Linked DNA regions of Homo sapiens: regions 1 and 2 are each linked to region 3. Evidence: chromatin loops called from intact Hi-C (ENCODE). Cell type or tissue: Caco-2. All regions are shown on one strand. Region 1 holds the start of FANCL (FA complementation group L). Region 2 overlaps VRK2 (VRK serine/threonine kinase 2). Region 3 has its middle 73 kb from the start of LINC01122.

The links. Peaks named below come from ENCODE experiments on the same cell type or tissue, not always from the same donor. Only the 100,000 strongest peaks of a DNase experiment are listed, where the experiment ranks them.
Region 1: it touches region 3 in a loop (2.3-fold over the local background); 5 of 110 quality-filtered maps call a loop at or near these places.
Region 2: it touches region 3 in a loop (21-fold over the local background); 20 of 110 quality-filtered maps call a loop at or near these places.

Annotation. Positions count from the first base shown.
Region 1 is chr2:58,237,478-58,245,477 of GRCh38, forward strand. FANCL (FA complementation group L) reads right to left here and starts at 3,848. Exons shown (of 14, transcript NM_018062.4): 1 at 3,741-3,848. The coding sequence starts at 3,836. RefSeq lists a silencer at 3,446-3,495 and an enhancer at 4,036-4,195. In Caco-2, no CTCF peak of the experiment used is centred here; a DNase peak (open chromatin) is centred at 3,904; H3K4me3 peaks cover 1,712 bases.
Region 2 is chr2:58,127,521-58,135,520 of GRCh38, forward strand. VRK2 (VRK serine/threonine kinase 2) reads left to right here. Exons shown (of 13, transcript NM_006296.7): 9 at 4,288-4,408; 10 at 7,621-7,679. Among named protein-coding and RNA genes, the nearest start is that of VRK2, 85 kb to the left of the region's middle. In Caco-2, no CTCF peak of the experiment used is centred here; no DNase peak of the experiment used is centred here.
Region 3 is chr2:58,443,884-58,451,883 of GRCh38, forward strand. No RefSeq gene overlaps it. Among named protein-coding and RNA genes, the nearest start is that of LINC01122, 73 kb to the right of the region's middle. In Caco-2, no CTCF peak of the experiment used is centred here; a DNase peak (open chromatin) is centred at 4,348.

The DNA.
Region 1 (8,000 bases), 210 kb before region 3:
TAAAGCACTAAATATCTGTACTAGAATAGAAGAAAGATCTCATATCAATAATCTTCCATCTAAAGAAATCAGGAAACTTAAGATCAGAAAACTATCATATAGAAACATAAAAATAATAGAAAAAAATTGAAGAAATTAAAGACAGGTTCTTTGAAGAAATCAGTAAAATTTATAAACCTCTATCTAGATGTATCGGGGGAAAAAATGAGACATAAATTACCTACATCAGATATGAGGATGAAAGCTATTTTTAACGTATATCCATAAATTATTTGACACTCCTACCTCTAGGAGTTGGTGCCTAATTTCCCTCCTTTTGAATATAGACTAAGAAACTTGCATCTAACACAATAAAGCAGAAGTAAATGTGTGTGACTTCAGAGACTAAGAGATTAAAGAGAATGTGCATCTTTATTGATCTCTCTGTTGTATCATACACTCAGGAGAAGCTAGCTGCCATGTGTGATAACAGTCAAGCAACACTATAAAGATCCATGTGGTGAGGAACTAAGGCCTCCTGTTAAGAGCAGTAACAAACTGAGGCCTCATGGCCAATAGCTATGTGAATGAGCAATCTTGGAAGCAAATCCTCCACCTCTAGCTTGACCAACTGGCAGCCCAGGACAGCTCTGAATGCAGCCCAACACAAATTAATAAACTTTCTTAAAACATTATGGGATTTTTTGTGATTTTTTTTTAGCTTATCAGCTATCATTAGTGTATTTTATGTGTGCCCAAGACAATTCTTCTTCTTCCAATGTGACCCAGGGAAGCCAAAAGATTGGACACCCTGTTTTAGACCATCAAAGTCTTGGCAAATATCTTGATTGCAAGATCATGAGAGATTTTGATCAAGAACTACCATCCAAGTTGTTCGCAAATTTCAAATCCACAGAAACAGTGAGACAATAATTGTTTTTGTTTTAAGCCACTAAGGTTTGAAGTAAATAGCAGCAAAAGATAACCAACATAGAGAGCATCATTACAGATCCTAAAGACATTAAAAGGATAATAAGGGATTATTGTAAATAACTTTAAGCCAATAAAATCAGAAACCTAGATGAAACTAACAAATTCCTTGAAAGACACAAACTACCAAAGCTCACTCAAAAGGAAAGAGAAAATCTGATAATAGAGACAACACCTAAAACTGATTACATATTAGGTCACAGGAAAAAGTACCAGTAAGTTCCATGGAGACTTTTTTATAAACAATACTGTCTAATTACAATACAAGAAAAATTAGAAATCAGCAACAAAATTAAAAACCAAAAAGGACCTTCCACGAGAAAATTTTTACAACCTATTAAGGTGCATAGTAAATTGACATCATATAGCTTCTAAAAATGGTGGTTATAAGGCTACATGTCAGCATCTATAGGATACTTTTAAAACACTGATGAGAGGAAATGCAAAGCCTTAAAAACTTACATACATAAAACCTGCTCACTGGCCAAATCTGGGACAATTCGAGGATCAAAATAAATAATGATTATAATCAAGTAATTTTTTTAAAAGTCCATGCATCCATTCTAATATAATTAAATAAATGAGAAAGCAGGCAATGCTACTCCTTATAATGAATTGCCACTTCATAAATATAGAAATGACAAGAGTTAGAAAATCATCATTTGGCAACCGTGATAGTAATAGTCGACTCAAGCAAAAGTCAATGGACGCTAAAACCAGAGAATGTGTGTGAAAGTTTGATGCCTCAGAGTACCTCCCCAAAAGTACTTATTAATTACAAAAGGAGACTCTGACAGATGATACCTTAACCAGGTGATCAAAGTTAACATCATTAATAATGGAACCAACCAGGTAACCTCACAAGCCTTGAGAAGGACAAAACAATCTTTCTGTAGTATCCCTGCCAAAAATGCATTAGCTGAATTTAATAGTGAGGAAATATCATCCAAACCCAAATTGAGATACATTCTACCTAACAGCCAATCTGTACTCTTTAAAAATGTCTAGCTTATAAAAAACACAAACAGACTGAGAATTGTTCCAGGTTAGACATGACAACTAAATGTAATGTGGGATCTTAACAACAGATGGTAGGGGATGGGGGTATAAAACATACAACTGTATCATAAACAAAATTTGAAATATGGACTCTATCTTAGATAATAGTATATCATTAAATATCCTGATTTTAATCACTGTACTGTGGTTATGTATGAGTGTGTCCTCGTTCTTATGAAATGTATGCTCAAGTATTTAGGGATAAAGGGGAACTACGCCTGATTTGACCTCAAATGGTTCAGGAAAATAATGTGTATACACACCCACCCACATACATATACTTAACAATGATCAGTAAAATGGAGAAAATGTAAACTGGTGAATCTAGGTAAAGGGTATACTGGAATTACTTGTACTGTATATCCTTGCTACTTTTCTGTAAATTTAAAATATATACAAAATATTTTTAGACACGTAAAATGTTTAAGATTTAAATAAACTGCTAAGGCAGGTACAAATTGGAATTCTAGCTATAGCAATGGTCATAAAAGAAACTTTCATCTAATCTCAATTCTAATGGGTGTACTTGTTTCCTAAAAGGCCTTAGCAGATATAGACATACATAACAGTATTTTGCCTAAAATTAGGTATAACATGCTTCCTGTAAAAAAAAAAAAAAAAAAGTAACTTAAAATTTTTCAACTTTTCTAAATGTTGTCTACAAGAGAATCATATTTTCAGCTAGGTAATTCAAGAAGAATACTTCTAATTGGAGAGGGAAAGGTGGATTAACTTTTTTCCATATGGAATAATGAATTTTTAACCTCTACTTTCTGTGATGGTCATATGGTAATTCCACATATACTCAAAGACTATGCGTGATGGTGGGGAAGTGGGCACAAGGTTGAGTGTAATGGTCAGAAAGGAAAAGTCTACACTCCTAACCTAAGGTATCCTGGTGCAATGTAAAGAGAAAAAAATCCAGGACTGAAATCACACAGCCTGCGTTTAAGGGATTCTGATGTGATCATCAGCAAATAACGTCTCCGGTTTCCCATACCTTGATTTCTTCAACTAGAAAATGGGAATGATGATTCTTTTAAAAATTTCTGCCTCAAAGGGCTGAGGATTAAGTGAACTATTTACCTGGAAAGCGCTTTGTAAACTTCAAAACCCTACACATGTGTTAGTATGTGTAATAAACTCCATATGAGAGGCCACTGGAATCAGCAAAGTTAATTAATTCCATTGCTGTCATGCTTCTCCTAGAAGATATTGTAACTGTGGGTGTACAGGTACATACGACTTGGCAAAGGGCCAAAATAAGGTTTTCTTCCCAAATGTTCTTTCTACAGGAAACACGAAAATAATTAGCCCAGATTCCCGAGTGAACTCATCAACATCCGTGGAGGTGGAGGGTGTTAAAATCGAGTTAAGGCAAAATTTACAAAAAAAAAATTAAAAAACAGTCAATTGCGGGACACTGAACGAAGAAGGAAGCCAAACTCGGGGAAGGGCTAGGGAGAGAGGAGGCGTGGCCCCAGCCCCGCTCCACGCCGCGCGCCTCCTCGCTCCCCATCCAGCGCGGCGACCACCGGGGTGGCGGCGACAGCGGCGCTTCTCAAACCTTTAGTCTCCCAAGAGCCGTTACGCGCCGCCCCTCTCAATCCCCACAAGTCTGGGCCCCTAACCTCCTAGCCCGTCACAGACTTCTCCGCGCAGCTACGCTGCAAGAGGCTCTCTTAGCTAGAAAGCAACCACTGGGCGGGTACCTGAGCCGAGATGAATCCCTCATACACGGTTTTCGACCGGTTCTGGGGCAGAAGCAGGGGGCACTGGCGCAACAGGCTCGCTTCCGTCACCGCCATGGCTCGAAGTCCGGAGAAACACAGAAAAGCTCTAGACCTGCTGGGTCCTGCACATGCGCAGTCCGCTGGCGCTCGGACGCCGCGGAGCGGAAACCCCAGCCTTGGCGGGAAGATCCTGGAGGATTCCGCGGGCGGAAATGAAGGTGAAGCGCAGGCCAGGCCAAGTGGCGCTCTGCGGGAGGCGACATCAGGGCTCCCCAACCGGTAGTGGGAGGGAAGATTGCCCTCAAGTCCACAGGACTGACTGACCAAGATCATTCTAGCCTCAATTGTCCCAGGAGCCCTTTCGATGATTCTGTTTTACTTTATTGAAAGACTGTTACAACTTTGGTGTTGCATTTCCTCCAGAATAAAATGACTTTTACAGCCTGGACGTTGTAGCACTCTGTCTTCTTTGCTGTTGTCCTCTCTCCCTTAACATACAGAATAATGTATTATTTTGTGTATAATTATTGTAATATAATGTATAACACATTGATTATATCATATATATTACAGTTCTGTGGCTTACTAAGTTCAATCAGATATATTTGAGGCACACACATGTATACGTATATGTGTATTGATTAGACTCAAGTCAACACTGGACTCAGTTCTGTGTACGGCACTCACAAATATATAAAGCAAAACATGAGTAAAGATTGCTGATGGACTTGAACTTAATTTTCCTCTGACAGCGCTTGCAATATGTTTTTCTAACTCAGGAATGTTATCCATCCCATCTTATTAAGAGTTGATTAAATAAGAAACCTACTAAAATATTTACCATATGATTATTTGATTTTCCAATTTTCCAATTTTCCAATGCATCACGTTTGAGCCCTACTATTTGAAAAACATCATTGTAATGTGCCAAAGGTTGAGCAAAGATTATTTCGTCCCCTACCCATCTTTATTGACCTCAAGACAGAATTTGACATCCTGAAGATTCTTAAAGTTTGACAAGAATTTGTCACAGCATTCTGGATGCTTACAGAAAAGAATGCTGGAGCAGTGGTTAGATATAAATTACATTAAAGCAGTGGTTCTCAAAACGTGATCCTAGAACCTAGCAACAGCATCACCTGGGAACTATGTAGAAATACAAGTTTTCACCGCTGATGGGGTTCAGGATATGCTACCCCAAAATATGGCCCCTTGACATTTGAGAAAACAACAAAACCTAAGATCACTCTCTGACCTTCTCCCATCCTTCTTCCCTGAGGCGGGTCATTGGATCCTCAATCCAGAGGTGCTCTTCCTATACCCACAGGAAAGAAATATCCTTATCTCTAAAGAAACGGAGACATAGAAAAGAATCTGAACAAAAAGACCTTTGACAACTTACCCCAGTTTATTACCATTAGACCATGCTTTGTCCAACCGTACTTCCCCACAACTGTCCACTGTTCCTTCTAAAAATGCACAGGTTTTCCTGTTTCTTTGGGCTTCATCTCTGAAGGCTCCCATGCCACATAAAACTTAAATAAATTTGCACGCTTTTCTCTTATTAATCTGTCTTTTCTTATAAGGGACTCAAACAGGAATCTAGCAACAGGAAAGAAAGATGTTTCTCATTCCCTACAGGCCCCTATTTCAAACCTCGGGAATCCCAAACACTGGCAATAGGGCTCAGCAGTCTGCGTTTTAACAAGCTCTCCAGGTGATTCTGATGCATGCTAAGGTTTGAGGATCTCTGCAGGGGCAGGACATAACACCTGCTTTATTTTGCAACTCGGTAATTAAGGACGGCCATGCTACATGTTTTCCTATAAGAATAAAGTAGAGGCTGTGCAAAAGTGGGATCAACACAAAGATTAAGAGAACATATAGTCCCTTACTTCAAGCACTTTATAATTTATCTGTGAATTAAGATCTTTATTGTATCCAGTATGTTAAACTTCCCCACCACCACACTTTCCCCCATGGAACTTCTACCCTTTCTTTAAAGTTCTTCTCAAGTGCTATGTCTTTTTGGAAAGCTTTTTTAATCTTCTGAAAATTATTGCTCTCCCTAATCATTTAGCATATTTCCTGCTGCATCGTAGGTGCTAATAAATTATTTACTAAATATCTTAATTTGGGTTGTTATAGCAGAATACCATAAACTGGATAGGTAATCCGCAGAAATTAATTATTTCTTAGTTATGGAGGCTGAGAAGTCCAAAATCAAGACGCAAGGACAAGATTTGGTGTCTGGTGAGGAGTCACTTCCTGGAACACAGTCTTTTGGCTGTGACCTTACATCACATTCACCTTTACTATTGATACACTGGACAGTGTGACCACTTGCCAAAAGCAGTTGGCTCCTTGATTCGGAATCCCCATAATTAGGTAACTAGACTTAAAGATTTCCAGCACGTTTATTGCTAATTTATCATCTTAGATTTTAAAGAAAAGACATCCAAGTCACTGTTATGATAGTTGAACTTGTAAATGAGCATTCCTTATCAATAAAATCTATAATTGAAGAAATCCAATGACCAAGGAACAAGGTAAGATACCATATAAAAACTTTTTAATTCAATTACTCGACTATTATCCTTAGGTGTTCAAGACTGAAAGTTGGATACTCACTACCATCATCAATTCATACGTGGTTGTGCTGGAACCATTTATATATAGCCCAGTTGAAGTCAGCCACCCCAAAATCCAAAAAAAAAAAAAACAAAAATGCTCAATATGTTTAAAGATCAGAAAGCCAAGGAACTACTTCTACCACCATCAGCATGATTTCAATTTTGGAATCACTCTGACAAACTGCACAAAGATCCTCATTAAAGTTCAAGTTCCACCAGGTATCCTAGGCAGGATTTCATTTATATACTTTGCCACAAAAATTACTACTATTTAAATGCTATTGCCTGAGGAAGAACTTTATATTCTAACACAGAAAAATATCCAAACATTTTGACAAATAAAAAGCACAAATTCCAGAATGGTATGCTTACTATTATAACATTTATATTCAAATATATAAGTAAAGTTGCTCTGTATTACTAGCAATGGTTACTTTAGGGGAGGGAGATGGGAACAAAGAATGGAGATAATGGCCCATGGAGACTTTTATCTTTTATATTTTAATTTTTTAAAGGAGAATTATTAGTCTTAAAATTAAAAATTAAAATTTAAAATGCTTATACCATTCCAATTAGCATCTGTTATCCTTATTTTATAGCCCAAATGTTTAGCCATGTCCCAAGAGTTTCTTCTCCCAGTTCCCACCAGTAATGGAAGAAGATAGGATGCCTGCCATTAACATTAATAAGATTAATAAAGGAGAGATTGTTTGAGTCTGCTGAGAAGAAAGATGAAGGAAGAGACTTGCGAAATGTGAAAATAAAGGGAAAATGAAAATTAGGGGAAAGTGAAGGAAGAATAGCCATTTAAAAGAGTTTTCAAAAAAACTGGAAAAGCAAGCCAATAATATCCTATTCTCTGTGGCACTGTGTCATAGAATGGAAAAGACAGCAGATAGTCAAGATTAAGGCATGATCAGGAGTGTAAAATGCTACCTAAAGGTTGAAAAAACTGAGAATTATAGAGAGGCCTTTGGATTTGATCACGCAAAAGCATTTATTAATTTGAAAGATCAGTTTGCTCTTGCCTGTTTTTCTATCCATGCACTAAACAGCAGTTTATAAATTGCGATGTAGTGAATAATTTTTCAGCCTTGAAAAGACCATATCCATAAGAAATAAACTACAAAGACTTAATTATGTGACCAAAGTCTGGTAGGGTGATATATGGAGAAGACAACCTGGCTCCTATAACCCTACCCCAACTCTTTTGGAGCACACTCCCTTGGTAGGTAGGTTTTACCAATAATGAGTCTAGATCCATTGCAGGTACAGAATAACAATTTCTGCTTCACTCTGGGCTGTAGACTTGAGGAGCAATGGTACCCACAACCCAACTACAGGTAAACAAAAGACCATTTAAGGGTTAAGTCTGCTAAAAGAGTTGATGGGTTACAAAGATTGGGCTGGAATCAGAAGAATATTTATGGGGTCATCATCTAAAGAAAGGATAAGAATGTAAACGGGCCGTTTAAAAGTATAGAAGAATCCAGATTATTAAACAACCCTCTTCTTAGCAAAGCACGAAGACCCTCTTCCCAAGAAACACCATCCCCACACCCAGTGAAAGCCACTGATTAGAGAGATTAACAGCTCTTTTGTACTT
Region 2 (8,000 bases), 320 kb before region 3:
CTTTTTGAAATTGCAGTAAGTCATGGTCACCATAAAATATTCTGGATCTTTATACATCAGAATTGACAAAATACTGAATTACATAGGTTACCAGTTGGAAAACTAAGAATAGACTTTAAATTTGTTCTGCAGATAGTCACCATTCACTTTGTCAGGTGAACATCTTATTCAGATGTTTTCTGCTTTCTTATTGTCTTTCTGAGCACACATATTAATATTTTGGGCATTTGAACTCTGCTTGATGCAGAAATTTTCAAGTTCACTTCATTATTTCCTACCGAACCCTGTTTTTCTTCATACTCCATAATGTTACTCGGTATAAGAAATAAACAGAAAACACTTTAGGCAAACAGGGAGATAAATCTTGGAATTAATACTTAGACTTTTCTTTTTCTCCCAATTCCTCTTTCAGTCCATTTGGTGAATTGGGCTAGTTAATTTTATTCCAGTTTGTCTTTAAACCAAGGACTAGTTCGCTAAGATAACTTATCTGTTGTTCTTATACCAGTTTAGAAGGACCGTTTGTCACTTTATAATTAAATATTTTAACTAAAGATCCTTCTTTATTGGAATGAAATAACTTGAAAGAAATAGTTTCATGAAAGGATAGTAACATGAAAAATTTGGTCAGTGCTGCAGCTTAGATATCCAGATCTTCCACTCATTTATTCCTTGCCAAAACAACTATTTTTGTGTCAGTATGTCTTGGTGCTTTAAGTTTAAATGCCTGCTTCAAATACCTTCCTCACTATGGAAGTCCTGTGTGTAATGTTGTTTGAATGGTATTAAAACTAATGATGGAGGCAAAGTAATTATTATTTTTTTTTCTGAGATGGAGTCTCGCTCTGTTGTCCAGGCTGGAGGACAGTGGTGCTATCTCGGCTCACCACAACCTCCACTTCCTGGGTTCAAGCAATTCTCCTGCCTCTGCCTCCTGAGTAGCTGGGATTACAGGTGTGTGCCACAAAGCCCCGCTAATTTTTGTATTTTTAGTAGAGATGGGGTTTCGCCATGTTGGCCGGGCTGGTCTTAAACTCTTGACCTCAGGTGATCTGCCCACCTCAGCCTCCCAAAGTACTGGGATTACAGGTATGAGCCACCGCGCCTGGCAACAAAGTAATTGCAAGATTGAGCACGGGCTTTGGTTTTTGAAAGACTTGGATTTCAGTGCTGAGCTCTATTAATTTTTGCTCTGTGATATTGACCAAATTATTTAACCTCTCTGAGACTCCATATTGTTACTTGTCAATAGGGCTAATACTTACTTTAAATTGTTTGAAAGATGAGATGAAATAATAAAAAGCAGGTAGAGTGCCAGGCATAGTAGCGGCTCTCCATAAATCACATCAATTGTTTTTATTTTAATTATGCGTTCTACTATCAGCCATTTCTAAAATTTTCTTTCTAGTTAAATAGAATTTAAATCCTCACCTGTGCCTATTTCTTTCTAATTGTTTTTACTTTGGCAATACTTTATAATTTAGAAATGTAGAACATTTGAGAATACCACAGGCTTTCAACAAAAAGAGTGATGTATATTACTGCATATTGGTAAGCTCAATATAAGTTAGATGCTATTAATAATATTTAGAAACTAACTTGAGAAAGTTTAGAAATCTAAACTAAATCTCATTACAGTTCCAAGCAATAATAAGTAAACACTTCATTTTAGGACATCTGCATGAAAATATACTGTCCATAATTACATTAATTACCAAATGCCACTGAAGAACCCTATGTATTACAATAAATTGTGCAAATACATGACTCAGAAACAAAACAGTGCATAATGTATTTTCTATTCAAATGAATGAAAATATATTAAAAAGAAATACATTGCACAGTATCATCTGATTTTAGAGCTGAAAATGTAAAATATTAGTGGCAGGGATAGAATTGGATCTCATTCCTAGTCCAGAGCTCTATTTACTGCTTCACTTAATATGTTTTAAAATGAATTTGAAAATTGTATAATTAAAGAAGCAACTTTCAAATTAAAAAAAAATTTTTATAGTTAGACATTAATAGTCTCAGACTATAATCAATTCTTTGTGTAAACTATACATGCATACATAGATTTTAATATTGTCATCTAGAACATTTGTTTTTAATTAATTTAACAGGTATTAAAATTACTCCTCTGTGTACAGTAGATGGAAAGAAGACAATCATTGGCAAAGTCTAAGATTTTAACTTCACTAAACATTCAAACTTTTCAATTTGCTTTTCTGAGAGGGAATTTCAGGTAGAGGTATGTAGTCAGAAACATTTTTAGTCACTCTTCAGTGTGGGGAAAGGAAAGGGTGACTATTGGGTGTTCTTTTTATCACTGCATGCATTTATGCAGGACTTATCAGAAACAGTGGCAAAACATTCACCTAACGGTAGTTATTAATACCGATGTGCAAAAAAGAAAATAAAAGATTGAAAAATGTGATAATGTATTTTAATTAGGTAAGACCAAACTATAATAGTGAAGTAAAGTTAACTCTCAAAGGGCTATTTCAAATGAAGACCAGTTTATGAAAGATTGGCTTCAGAAATCTAAATGACTTGTCATTACTTACAGCTTCATATCAATTAATCCCTCAATTGGGGGGTAGGGGGAAATGGCTAGGAAGGTTCAATCTATTTTAATTCTGATTATTTTTCCTCAAAGGGCCTCTTGTGTGTAGCTTATATCATCCAAACACTGTGCCAGAATATCATTTTTTGAAAATTAGAGGATATGAGATTTTTTAAGTGATGGTAATCAGGAATTGCCATAATAGAAAGGAGACTTGTGAACACATCTGTACAAGTGGAACCATTCCATTATTAATGGGAGATTTATTACTGAAGAAATCACTACAGAACACTGTGGTAGAGATTGTGTTTTTATTTTAATATGAGAGCCAAGTCTTGCATTAGGACATTGTTGAAGCTTGTGCAGAAAGTAAATGGCACCCATGGGACTGTAGCATTCTGCTAGATTGAAGGGCCTTTAATAATCCAATACGCTAATAGCAGTTAGAGTGTAAGAGCTAATCATGTCTTCTGCTTTTATAATAACTTATACATGGTAACCAAAAGTAGTTACGATGTGTTGGCATCATTGTTCTTAGTAGATGACTTTTTAAATTAAAAACTAAGTTCACTGAGTAACTTTTCAGAGTTTATTTCATGAAAGATAATAAAATAGGATACCTGTTTATAGCAGGTTTAACAGCCACTTACTGCTCTTAGGAGATTATATATCCCTACACAGATGAACATTCGAGTAATGACAGAAATGTAAATACCAGCCTATTGTTTTATAACAATTTTGAATGACTACAAAAATGAGTTTATTTTACGGGTATTTGCTGATGTTTTAATAATTATTTCAGTGGTTTGTTAATATGTATCAGTTATATTTCATACATTTCCTAGGTTTCATTGTCCATCTTCTTATATAAGGTACTTATAAATATATATAAATTATGAAATTAGACTACAGCATTTAATAGGTTGATATAAAATGATACAAGGGCCTGAAAATGTGCTTTTAACGTACTTTTTAGGAAAAGGCATCTTATTCTAAATTTTGAAGGCCTCTATTTGGCTCTCCCCCCAGCCTCTGATACCATTGCCTCCGTTTTATATAGATATGGGACCAGAATTTTAGCCTGCTGCTGCTTATATCTAAAAATAATATTTGTAAAATTATCCAAAGCAGTAGATATATTTTTATTGTATTTTCATGTGATTGAAAAATCTTCAGAAAGACCCTTTTTTTAATACTGCACACTAGATGGCAGTTTTGTCATATTCTTCCAACTTCAAATGCTGCTAGTGTGAGTGGAACAGGAAAGGCCATCAATGTTTAGTCTGCACTCAGAGGGTCTCTGCATGACCAATGCAGACCCTATGGACTTCCTGGAACATATGTTAGTAATTTAGCTGCAGACATTTATTTCTTTGTTTTACTGCTTGGCTCTTTGAGAAAGTGTTGGTGCTGGGTTATGGGTTGTCTGGATCATGTCAGAGGCCATGGGGATCAAGTTCATGTGACAGGCCAGACTAAGGAAAGATGAAGTTGGAGGAGGTGAGGAAACTGACCCTTACTTTCAACAGCAACCAGTCACTGCCTGTCTGTGGACTGGGGCCAAATGCTTGGGCGTTTAAGTTTTATTCCAGCTGAACAAATAAAACATTTTGCCTATTTGGCTTTTTCATATTTCATCAGTAGTAGTTCAACCAAAGATTTCTCCATTTCTCAAGGACTTGCTTATCCCTTATCTTTCTCTCTAATGCTTACTCCTATAGCCTTGTCCAGACGAAGTGACGTTGAGATCCTCGGCTACTGCATGCTGCGGTGGTTGTGTGGGAAACTTCCCTGGGAACAGAACCTGAAGGACCCTGTGGCTGTGCAGACTGCTAAAACAAAGTACAAATTTTCAAGTATTTCATCATGTACTGCACCAGGTCTGAAGGGATACATTAAAGGGAGCTAACAACACAGAGAAGATTGGCATTCACCCAACATGACAACCAAAGCAAATTTCTTTAGTTTGAAAAATATGTTTTAAAAAAACCAAACAACTAACACATAAAATCCATTAAGGTAACATTGTAAAAAGACATGTATTTGAATTACAGTGCAAAATATAAAGTGAAATATCTGTTCTTTTACATGGTATTTCCAAAGCTTAGATTCTAGGTGGTAGTGTTTTCAAGGAAGAATATTTTCAAATTAGCATTGTACAAGTATGTTGAAGTAGTCTGAGCTTGGTACGATTGATATTAACTGTGTAAAACAGCACTATGAAATGGGACAAATAGGGCTTATATTTTTCAAGTGAGAGCAACATACCTCTTATTTCTGTCTTGGAGGAAGTATGTTTTCTTTCTTAAGAAACAAAATTTTTACATGAGCTATTTATATGAGATAATCTTGTAGCCACATAAACATTTTTAATATTCTACATTCAGTTTTTATTACCTGGATTCGGCTAGCATAAAAATTAGGTCAGACTAAGAACAGGGTGTGTTACTGTTTTACAATTCTCTCACTGATCAGGCCTAAGAAAAAGTCAATTGCATAGAGCACAGAATAGCCAGTTTTTCATTATATACCAAGATATGCTCAACAGTAGTTATCCACAGGTAGCAAAAGCAGCAGCTAAGCTAAGTTTTAAGTAGGAAAATCACAACAGAAGAGTACAAAGCCAGGGGAAAATTAGCTGATTCATAGAAATCTATCTTTAAATTCAGTGTGGCATCAGTTCTTAATACTGAGAAAGATTAGCCTGCAGATTCAGAAAAATACATATTACATTTGTAAATACTGACATATATGAAACATTTCTCCACTCAGAATTTTGATCATCCTAGTCCCTTACCCAAAACTAAAACATTTATATAAATCTATATTAGAACTAAATCAGTTATTTACTGCAGTGATTGATGTGTCCATATTAACTTTCATGTAACATTTCGAAATATGGGTCAAGTCAAAACACAGTGATGTATAAACAGTTTTTGTATTTAATTTTCCAACTAGTTTACCTAATTAGAATACTGTAATAAAGTAATGATGCTATTTTAAAAAACTAACATTTTAATTCTAATGATTATATATTTGTTTTTTGATAAGACTAATATGACTTGCTTTAACTTTTTATCAATATGCATATACAGATACATTCATTATAGGTATCTATAATGAATATACCTGCTTATGCATATTTATAATAGGATGTCATATAAAATTATTATTTTACATGTATAATGCTAATAAATCAAGCATAACTTCTATTTACATTTTGGGGACTCTTACATATGTTAATATCTTCATTTTGACTTGATTAATAATGTAAACCTATAGACTAGTAAAGCCAATATCATATTATGAAGTTTATAATTCAGATAAACCATAGACATTTTCAAACTTATTATAGTACATAATACATAATCATAATTTATTCAACTTGCTGAGAAGGTATGACACTGAAATTCCCCATAAGGGTGTGATTGTATATTCAGCCAAGACACTGTATCTCCCTTATGCCTTTTATTTTCCTGACATAGCATGCTGCTGGATCAATGTGTGTATTGTTGCTACTCTGCCTATGCCAGAGGTGGTGACTCACTCACACATATAAATAATTTTAGTTGAATGTTTTTATAGGTTGTGTATTCCTTACTTGAAAGGCTTGGGACCAGAAGTGTTGCAGATTTCAGATATTTTTAGATTTTGGAATATTTGCATTATACTTACCAGTTGAGCATCCCACAAACCTGTTTAATCATGGGACAGCATAAAATATTGCCCAGTGGAGAACAATGCACATATATACTTAGATACAATGTTTGCGTGAATTTTTTATTGTTGTTTTTGAGAAAAAAAATCATGGTAAATATTACTACTTCTGTGTTTCTGCATACATAAACTTTGAGTTAAAGCATTTATATTATAATTCCTGTAATTCCATCTTGTTTAGTATTGGGGCCCAGAGAGCAATACCCCAAAGTGTGATGCTTTGGCATGCTGAGACCTTTGAACTGAAAGAGACTGGATGGCCCCAGAAGCCACCTCAGAAGCCAAGTCTCACTCTGACCTTCTCCTGCCCTCTTGTTTCCCATCCCTTCTCCTCCCAAGAAGAGAGTCATAGAAACCAGAATTCCTCTTCCCCAAAGCGGGTTATAGAAACTAGAACCCCTGTACCCCAAGCAAGGCATTAAACTTAGGAAGGTCACCCTCTCCCTTCTCCCTTTAAGACCCTCATTCCAAAGGGGTCCTGCCCCATCCCCAGGAGGAATAAATGCTACATACATCAAGAATATGGGGCCGGGCGCGGTGGCTCACGCCTGTAATCCCAGCACTTTGGGAGGCCGAGGCGGGTGGATCATGAGGTCAGGAGATCGAGACCATCCTGGCTAACAAGGTGAAACCCCGTCTCTACTAAAAATACAAAAAATTAGCCGGGCGCGGTGGCGGGCGCCTGTAGTCCCAGCTACTCGGGAGGCTGAGGCAGGAGAATGGCGTGAACCCGGGAAGCGGAGCTTGCAGTGAGCCGAGATTGCGCCACTGCAGTCCGCAGTCCGGCCTGGGCGACAGAGCGAGACTCCGTCTCAAAAAAAAAAAAAAAAAAAAGAATATGGACAGGCTTTGCTGGATCCCCCCGCCCCAGTTCAGTACCATTAGAACATACCCTTTTGTCCAGTCACATTCCTACACAGCTGTCTATTCTTCATCAAACCTAAGCATAAAGATAGACTTCCTTGGGTCTTTGGTCTTCATTTCTCAAGTCGTGTCATATAAAACTTTAATTAAATAAATTTGTTATACTTTCTCCTGTTAACTGGTCTTTTGTTATAGGAATGTTGGCTGCAACCCTTATGGTGGGTGAGAAAAGAGATCACACCTTTCTGCCCCTACGTTAGTCTAGGTTATTGATATAAAATTAGTTTGTGGGCATTGAGGGTTCTCCTCTACTTCTGCTTACTTTCCTATCCATTATAGTTGGGTGACAAAAAAAAAAGCATTGAAAGTCACAATTTTGGTGACCTACCAACACATAGAGTGTTTTGTTTTCTAGTCAAAATAATCACAGGGTTGAAAACATGTTCATTGTGCATTACCTTATTTTGTTTTAGTCTGTTGGACGAGCTCCCCCAGTCAGTGCTTAAATGGGCTCCTTCTGGAAGCAGTTGCTGTAAGTCAAATAATAACTTCAACCTTCTCTTACGATTTACAGGTTGCCACATTTGTCGTTATCGTTTGGTAGCTTTTGCTTAACCCACTTGCTCCTATTCCCATCAGGGTGGGAAGGAGGGAACTCTTCATGTTGCAAATAAGTTGCTAAAGAACACAATGTTTAAATCATCTTTAACATTAGAACACAAAAAACCTCAAAAGAAGATATTGAGGTGGAAAATTCTAGGTTCTGCTTAGTGCTTTTTTTTTTTTTTTTAAGATCTCTATTTTGAGAATCATGCACAGGCTTAATAGTCAACCGTATCTGGTATTTCTAGAG
Region 3 (8,000 bases):
TATATATATATATATACACACTGATTCCTTGTCCATGCTCTGCAGGCAGATCAGTATATTCTCCCCCAGATTTAAAACTAAGAGTATTGGAAGTAATTAATAATCTTTGAATACACTGTAAATCTTTGTCATTTATTGATGAATATTCAATCATATATTTCAAAAAACTGGAATGTACAAGTAGTACAAAGTTTTGCTCTTATAATTGCAGTACAGAGCAATGATTTAGTCTGTTATTAAAATAAAAGGCACAACTTTAACATCCTTAGTTTTAATAGTGTGATCTGAAGTTTATTTTGATGGCATTTCTCTTGAAGTTCCATCTTCTAGAATTGTCTAGCTGAGCTTACAACTTACTACTCAGTTAAAAAGAGTAATTAAATCTGTTAATGCACAATTGTGGAAGTATGGATGGCTTTTTGAAATGCGATATATTTAACCTTTACCTTATTTATTAAATCATGAAAACAGCTCACAGGATTAGAATACATCTTAAAGTTTTCTAGCCCCACCACCCTCATGATACTTATCTCTAAATTTTTTGCCAAACTATTCTTCATAGGTGTACCTCAGTTGTAATGAACCACCTCAGGATTGGCCTCCTACCAGATGTACCAAACAATGCCGTTCCCTGCCCCCAATCCCAGAGTGCTGCTTACATACTTGATTAAGAGAAAGTTTTGGCATCTTCTGAACCTAGAAAGAGGTCTCTTATTGATTGTTAATTGAAGGTGTGTCCGTTAATTTTAAGCTTTAAACACCTCATGTGCCCTTAGCAATTAGACTTTTGTTTCTAACTTCCTCAAAATCTACATTAAAAGACATTCAATAATTGGAATGTGAAATGATGTAAGAGGTAGTGGTGTGCTGAAATAGGCTCCTACCTGCTTGTATGGCTCACTAGTTGAGTGACATTGAGTTAAGTGACATCCCTTTGGTAGCTTGAAATCAGCCATGGTGGGATCATTTACACCACAGAAAATGGCGAGTGATTTAAATCCCCCTCACTCCAGCCAACTGTTAAACATTTACCAGTATACTACTGCATAAGGAGGTGTACATAATTGAATATTAAAGGAGATAACAGGTAAAATGCATGCCAGATACTCTGCCTTAAAGAAACCAGATGAATTAAGAGGTTCTGGCTTTAAAAAATAAATATTATGGTAATGTAGATAACTGAAAAAATGAAAGATAAAAGAACCTTAAGCTAGAGACTATTATAAAAATATCCCGTCTCTCAAAATGACTTGTTCTCTTTGGGGTCAGTTCTCAAAATGACTTGTTTTCTTTGGGGTCAGTTTTTTATAACTTCTTCAGGAAACTTGAAAATTTACTTAGATTACTTGCAAAAAAAACACTTTTCTTTGCAAATATTCTATATGGAGGAATCACCACATAGTTTTGGATAACTGAGCCATGAACTGAAAGTCTCTGAGTTGACTTGCAGAAGCATTTTACAAAGTAATGATACCCACTTTTAAAAAATCTATGATTACGTATGGATGTGATAATCTGTAGCAGCACTATCAGATAAATAATACATATTTAAAAAATTTCTGTAATTACATGTTTACCCGATAGGCCAGAACGACTCTGTCCCAAGGAGCTGTTACAGACTGAGTAAATAATACATGTTTTAAAGTCCATAATTACATATGTAAACGATAGACTATCGAGTAAATAATGCACATTTTAAAAAGTCCATAATTATATATTTACATGATAGTCTGTAAATTCTGTAATTACTTATTTACACAATAGACCATAACAGCTGTTACAGTCTATTATGTTAACTCTCATAGAATTATATTATGGATTTTTAAAAACACCATAAAGAACCTAAGGAATGAAATGATAGCAATGAAATAAAATATAAACTTCCACTTATTATAGCTCTCTCAAAAGAGGAGAATTTTGAGTTCAGGTGAAACTCATGACTGATACTTTATCAGTAATTTCTGACTTAAAATTTATTCACAAAAATATAGGTTAAGGAATCAAAGGATGAGGAATAACTGGGCAGTATGTATTAGGCCAAGTTTTTAAGCATTTCCAAGGATAAAACTTACTCTTGGTGGCATAAATAAAGACTTGTATGTAACTTTTATGTTTTTTAGACCTCATAAAATTGCAGTGGAGCATAAAAATGAAAACTGTATTTGTGTCTTTTATGTATTATTTAAGTATAGTAGAATTAAAATACTGTAGAATATTCTCTGGTTTATACCTAATGATAACATGTTGGGGCATATTCGTGTAGGCTATATATAATGATAACATATGCATTTGTGTGTTTTTTGTGGGAATTACAGTTGCTTTCTTGACCTTTTAAGGGTCCTCATGGGTTAAGGATTCATACCATACATTTTATGGCTCAGCTTCTGAATTTATTCTAAAGTTAAATACAAGATCAATGCAACTAAATGAAACTTCTATCCGTAATGACTACTAAATAGCAAGGCTCAATCAAGCAAGTTAGAATCTGTCATTTAGTGATATTGGACCACATATTCTTAGTTACAAAACATAGTATAGGAGAAACCTTTGATCCTATTTGTTAGGTATTATTTTGTAAAATATTTGACAGCTTAAAGTAAGTGAGTGCTTGAGTTTCAGAGAACTGTTGTAGAAAAGTTAATCTTCACATCTCTTAAAATTTATTTTCATTTCACATTTGAGCTGTAGACCCCTGACAAGTCTCAGCAATACTGTGGACAAAGTTACTTAAACCAGGGGCTTTCAAATTTCTTTAAATGCAACTCCTGATAAGAAATATTTAATGTTAGTACCCAGTATGCACATACATATATACCAAACTTTTACAAAACCATACATACTCTTATGAAATGTAATATACTCTGATATCTGTTCTTTTGTATTCTATTCCATTGTGTAAAAATGCTGGTTGTAACTCACCAAATTGATTTCATGATCTACAAATAGGTCACATCTGCAATTTGAAAAACACTGAACACTGATTTAGAGAATGCTTTTTTCTTTTCTTTTTTTTTTGCTGGAGTATGCAGGATTTCCTTACTTTATACTAGGTAGACAAAATCTGGTTACATTTGAGATGAAATGTTTTATTGGTGGATCATATTTGTATAATCTAACAAAAATGACTCATTATTCATGAGTCCAGAAATATATTAAAATATTATAAATTTTTCTCATATATGTCTAGTTTTACAGATCTTGAAATAGAGCATCCTAGTATATATTATTCTAGAGTTGTGGTTATTATTGAAACTGTAGAAATTATTTAATGGGAGCTATGCAGAGTGATAAATCAGATACTCAGAATGTCCTGCTTGAGAAGGGATTTATTTCATGGGTATTGTTGATATTCCCAGTGCACATTTGGAATCAGACAAGAAAAAAAGGAAATAGTAACCAGAAATGATAACTGGTCTGAAAGAGCATTTCATCTTCTTTGTATGGTAAGAAAGTCCTTGAATAATAAAATATAATAGGGTATTAAAATGTATCTAAATTTTAATGAGTGAATTAACTTGACACTTAAGATCTGAAATGAAAAAGTCACCATTAATTTGTAAATAAAGTTAAATATTTTAAAAATTATTGTTTTACTCTCCTTTCCATTATATATGTTAATGTTCACGAAAATACAGTATGCTAAGATTTTTTTTTCAGAAGCCATGCCTCTGATTGTGTAATGGAAGTTCTAAAATTGGTAAATATTCACTAAACAAATATCTAAAATCTATACTGACTGCTAGTCTCTATCTCGTCAATACTTTACATTTGGTGACCAGGGAGAATGGAAGGAGTTTCTTCAAGTATTCCTCAGTGATCTCTGTAATGTTCATGACTCTGAATAGGCTCTGTGGGTAGAATATCTTCATACCACAGCTAGTTTATATTTGTCAATTAGTCATAATGTCAAATACATGTCATGACAAATCTTTTGAGTTTCAAAAAACATCCGCTCTGCTGTTGTTTCACCCATTTCTTCTCCTGCATTTCTTCCCTTAGAGTTCAGCTCTCCATATATCCAGCCTCTCAAGCTCCTAACTCCCTCCCTGTCCTTCATTCTTCTTCATTCTTCCTCTCTTCATTCTTCCTGACTAGTCAATGCCACATCTTTTATGGTCTATTTCCTAAATATATCTTGAACTTGCCCCTTGTTTCCTTTCCGACTGCCATTTCCTACGTTCAGACCCTCATGATTTCCTCCCTGGATTCCTCTAAGCCTCTGGAGTGATCCTCCTGCCTCCAGCCTACTGCTATCACTTTTGTCTTCCCCACAGCTATTGGGGCAGTTCTAAAAATGAGATCATGATCATGGCGCCCTCTGCTGAGGATTCCCTTTCCCTTTGTTTTCTCTGACCAGCTTTGCTCATCCTTCACAACGTGGAAACAGCGCCTCCTCCCATAGGCCTTCCCTGCCTCCCTGCGTCCCCATAGCACGCTGAGTGGGCCTAGTAGTACCTTGAGCATAGCTCTATTAGGGCACTGTCAAACTATTTTACTGCGTGTTTGTATCTCTTCCTCATTAAATTTTAACTTCTTAAAGGTAATGACCTTATCTCTTTGGCAGGAAATATTAAGTACCCAATAAATATTTGTGGAATGATTAGATGGCAGAACCACTGTCTGAAAACATTAACCTCCAATTCAGGCTGGTATTTTTCAATTAGATTTGTCATAAGTTGAACTTGATCTTTTCAATGGTTACTAGAGAAAATAGAAATAGGGAATGGAGAAATAGGAGACACAACTTAGAAAGATGAAAATTTCCCTTCTAATTACAGAGTTGATCAGGAATTTTGTGGTTCTAGAATCCAAACTGTAAAACTACTGCTTCCATCGCAAAGATTCATTGCTACTGTAATGATTTCTTTAAAAACATTATATATTAAAGAAAGGTATTGAAATCTACTCCCTTCCTGAATGTTTTATAAGTATTTATAAATTATTTCCACATTGCACATAGCAGCTTTTTCTCAAACTCTATACCCAATTTGGATGTTGCAGTTTTAAAATGTAGACCACTTATTTAAAAAGAACATTTCTTTAGCTATATTCTGCAACTATGTATGGACATTATCCATACATGGGTAATTTGTTTTTTTCTGAAGGAATTTTCCTCTTGCTCTTTTGAAGTTTTGGAAGTTTGTGATTTAATAGCAAATGATTGCATAACTTTTCTGTTGTAATGTCGAGTACGTATGTGTTGGAGAAGTTATTTATTTTATATGCATTTGTTGTTTTCTTTTTTATTATTATACTGGAATTTGAAGACAGAGAGAGATTTCTTCCCTGCAGTGTTAACTACAGAAAGGGCTAGCATTATGGAATGTCACTTGACTGGCTCTTATAATGATAAATATTTCCATGACAAAACCTACTGTGAACCTGTCTGTATGCTACAGAAATTTCTCTCTCCCTTGGCTACTACTTTACTTCAAGAAGAACATAGAGAAAATATAATAGATTACTTCTAAACACTCATCAAAAATTAAATAAAACACAGGTAAAATAAAGGCTATCTTTCCCTTTATATTATTCTGCTATCAGTTCTGCAGTATGTAGATTTTATTCATTTTTTTTTTTTGCCCTTATTCAAAGTTGATGCTCTTGGTGGTGCTATTGTCCATTTATAAATACGCCTTGAAATTCAGGGTGTGTGCCAAAGATATTGATAAGCTAGATTCTTTGTCTAGTGACCATTCATTTATTTATTCATTAAAAATATTGAGTACCCATTGGACATGCAAAAATGAACACAAATTCTGGCCTCAAGTAGTGCAGAGTCTAGAAGTGGCAATAAGACATGTACATAATATGACAAAAGTAAAAAAGTGATATGAAACTCTAACCGCTTCTTACCGGCTCCAGTGCTTGCATGAAGTGTGTGAGTCACTATCATCTCTTGCTTACATAACTACAGGGCCTACTAATTGGTCCCCCTACTCCTACTTCTCACACACCCCAGCACTCTCAACACAGCAGCCAGAAGCTCCTTTTAAATTAAAAGTCAGATGATGTCACTCCTCAGCTTCAGAACTCTGTAATAGCACTCATTTCACTGCCATGATATGTCCCTTCAAACCCCCACACCAATGGCCTCTGACCTTATTTCCTACTACCTTTCCCCTCCCCAGGTTCCCTCAAGCCCCTCTGGCCTCTTTTTTGTCCCTCAACAGCACCAGGCGCGTTTCTAGTTCTTTGTTCTAGGTCTTCGCCACAGATCTATGTTACTAATGCCCTCACCTCCTTCAAGTCTTTGCTCAGATGTCACCTCTAAGTAAACCCTATCTTAACCACTGCATTACAGGTTGCAACCCCCTACACTCCCATCCCGTTACTCTGCTCTACATTTCATGTTCCAAAGAATCTATCACCTTTTAAATGCTACGTGATTTTTTTTGTGTATTCTATTTATTGTTGTTTCTCCTTGTTAGAATCTCAGCTCCATAAGGCAGGGGTCTTTTCCTCTTTTCACTGATGCATCTGAAGCTCCTAGAAGAGGACCAGCCCATAATAAGTGCTCAGTAATGTTGGTTGAATGAATGAAAAGATGAATGAGAGTTACAGGTAGAATGTTATTCAAATGTATAGGAGAAAGAGACTTATTCTAAGAAGAAAGGACTGGGAAGGCCTCAATGGAGGTTTATCTAAATTAGATGTTGATATATGAGTAAGGTTTGGACACATGCAAATACATTTCGGTGAAACAGTTTAGCTTGTCATTTTAAGTTTTCTTTTACCTTTAATATTGTCTTGTAATTCATATTCATAATATTTGTGTTAAAGTCAATTAAAAGGGCACATTGAAGATAGGATTAAGTGCAGAAAGAAATAGGAAAACAACTGGTTTTTTTGGTAGGAGAGTATACTTTCCACCTAAGTCTGTATAACAGTTCATTTTGCTTTGTAGTCCAATCTCTCCAGACTAAAACGAAAAAAAGAAAATAAAAATTATTATAGCAATCACATCGTCAGTCACCTTCCTCCTGCTCTTTCAAAATTATCTCAGAGACCTGATGTCCTCAAAGCCTATTTCTATTTAACTAAACATTCATTAAATCCAACATATGGTTTAAAAATTATTTCTGTTATTTGGATGTTTTGCAGCTCTTTAACTTCTTTTTGACATATTTAGAGAAAAAATTACTATAAGTGTTAACATCAGATAATCAGCCAGTATAATATAATGCTAACAACAACATAGTTTAGCTTATAGAGAAATCCTATATTAAAGTGCCTGCCTGATTTCTGCCTTCTTTTATTTCTTACTTAAACTGCTCAAAATGAAGCTTTTACTGCAGCACCAAACACTGAACTCAGAAGCTCAATACTAAAATGGCTGGAGGCCATGCTGAAAATTAAGCAGCAAAGAACTAAGGAACAACATGAAATACTATTTCAAGTGATGCTTTGCTAATTTGGCAAGATGCTGTTGCTAAGGTACTGGTTTTCTCTGCCTGCTCGCCTCTTATTCTTTCTTGACCACACTACAGATAGGCTTTTATACTTGTCACTCTACTGAAATTCCCTATACTTATCTTTGACATCTCACGGCATCTGATGCACTTGAAACACTTTTTTGGTGTTGGTGAGTATTCCTGAACATCACACCTAGGGTCACCTTCCTACCTCACTGGTCCTTCATCATATATCTCGGCTAGATCTTCCTCCCACTCCCCCTCATTGCCACCTGAACATATTGGTGTGTTCTGGGACCAGTCTTCACATGTCTTATACTCTGGATCTGCACTCACTGTTGGGGCAATACACTATTCCCATGGCTTAGATCCCATGTACGTACTGATGACCACAAGTGTTTTTCTCTAGCACCTGCCTCTCTTCTAATCTCCAAGTGCTTATCATCATCTAATAGACATCTCAAAATTAGCATGTTTAACACAGAACACTTGGTTTCCACTTAGCCTCACTCTGCAAACCCTTTTCCTGCAGTGTTCTGTATTTCAATCAATATACCACCACCATTGCCATTTATTCAATTACTT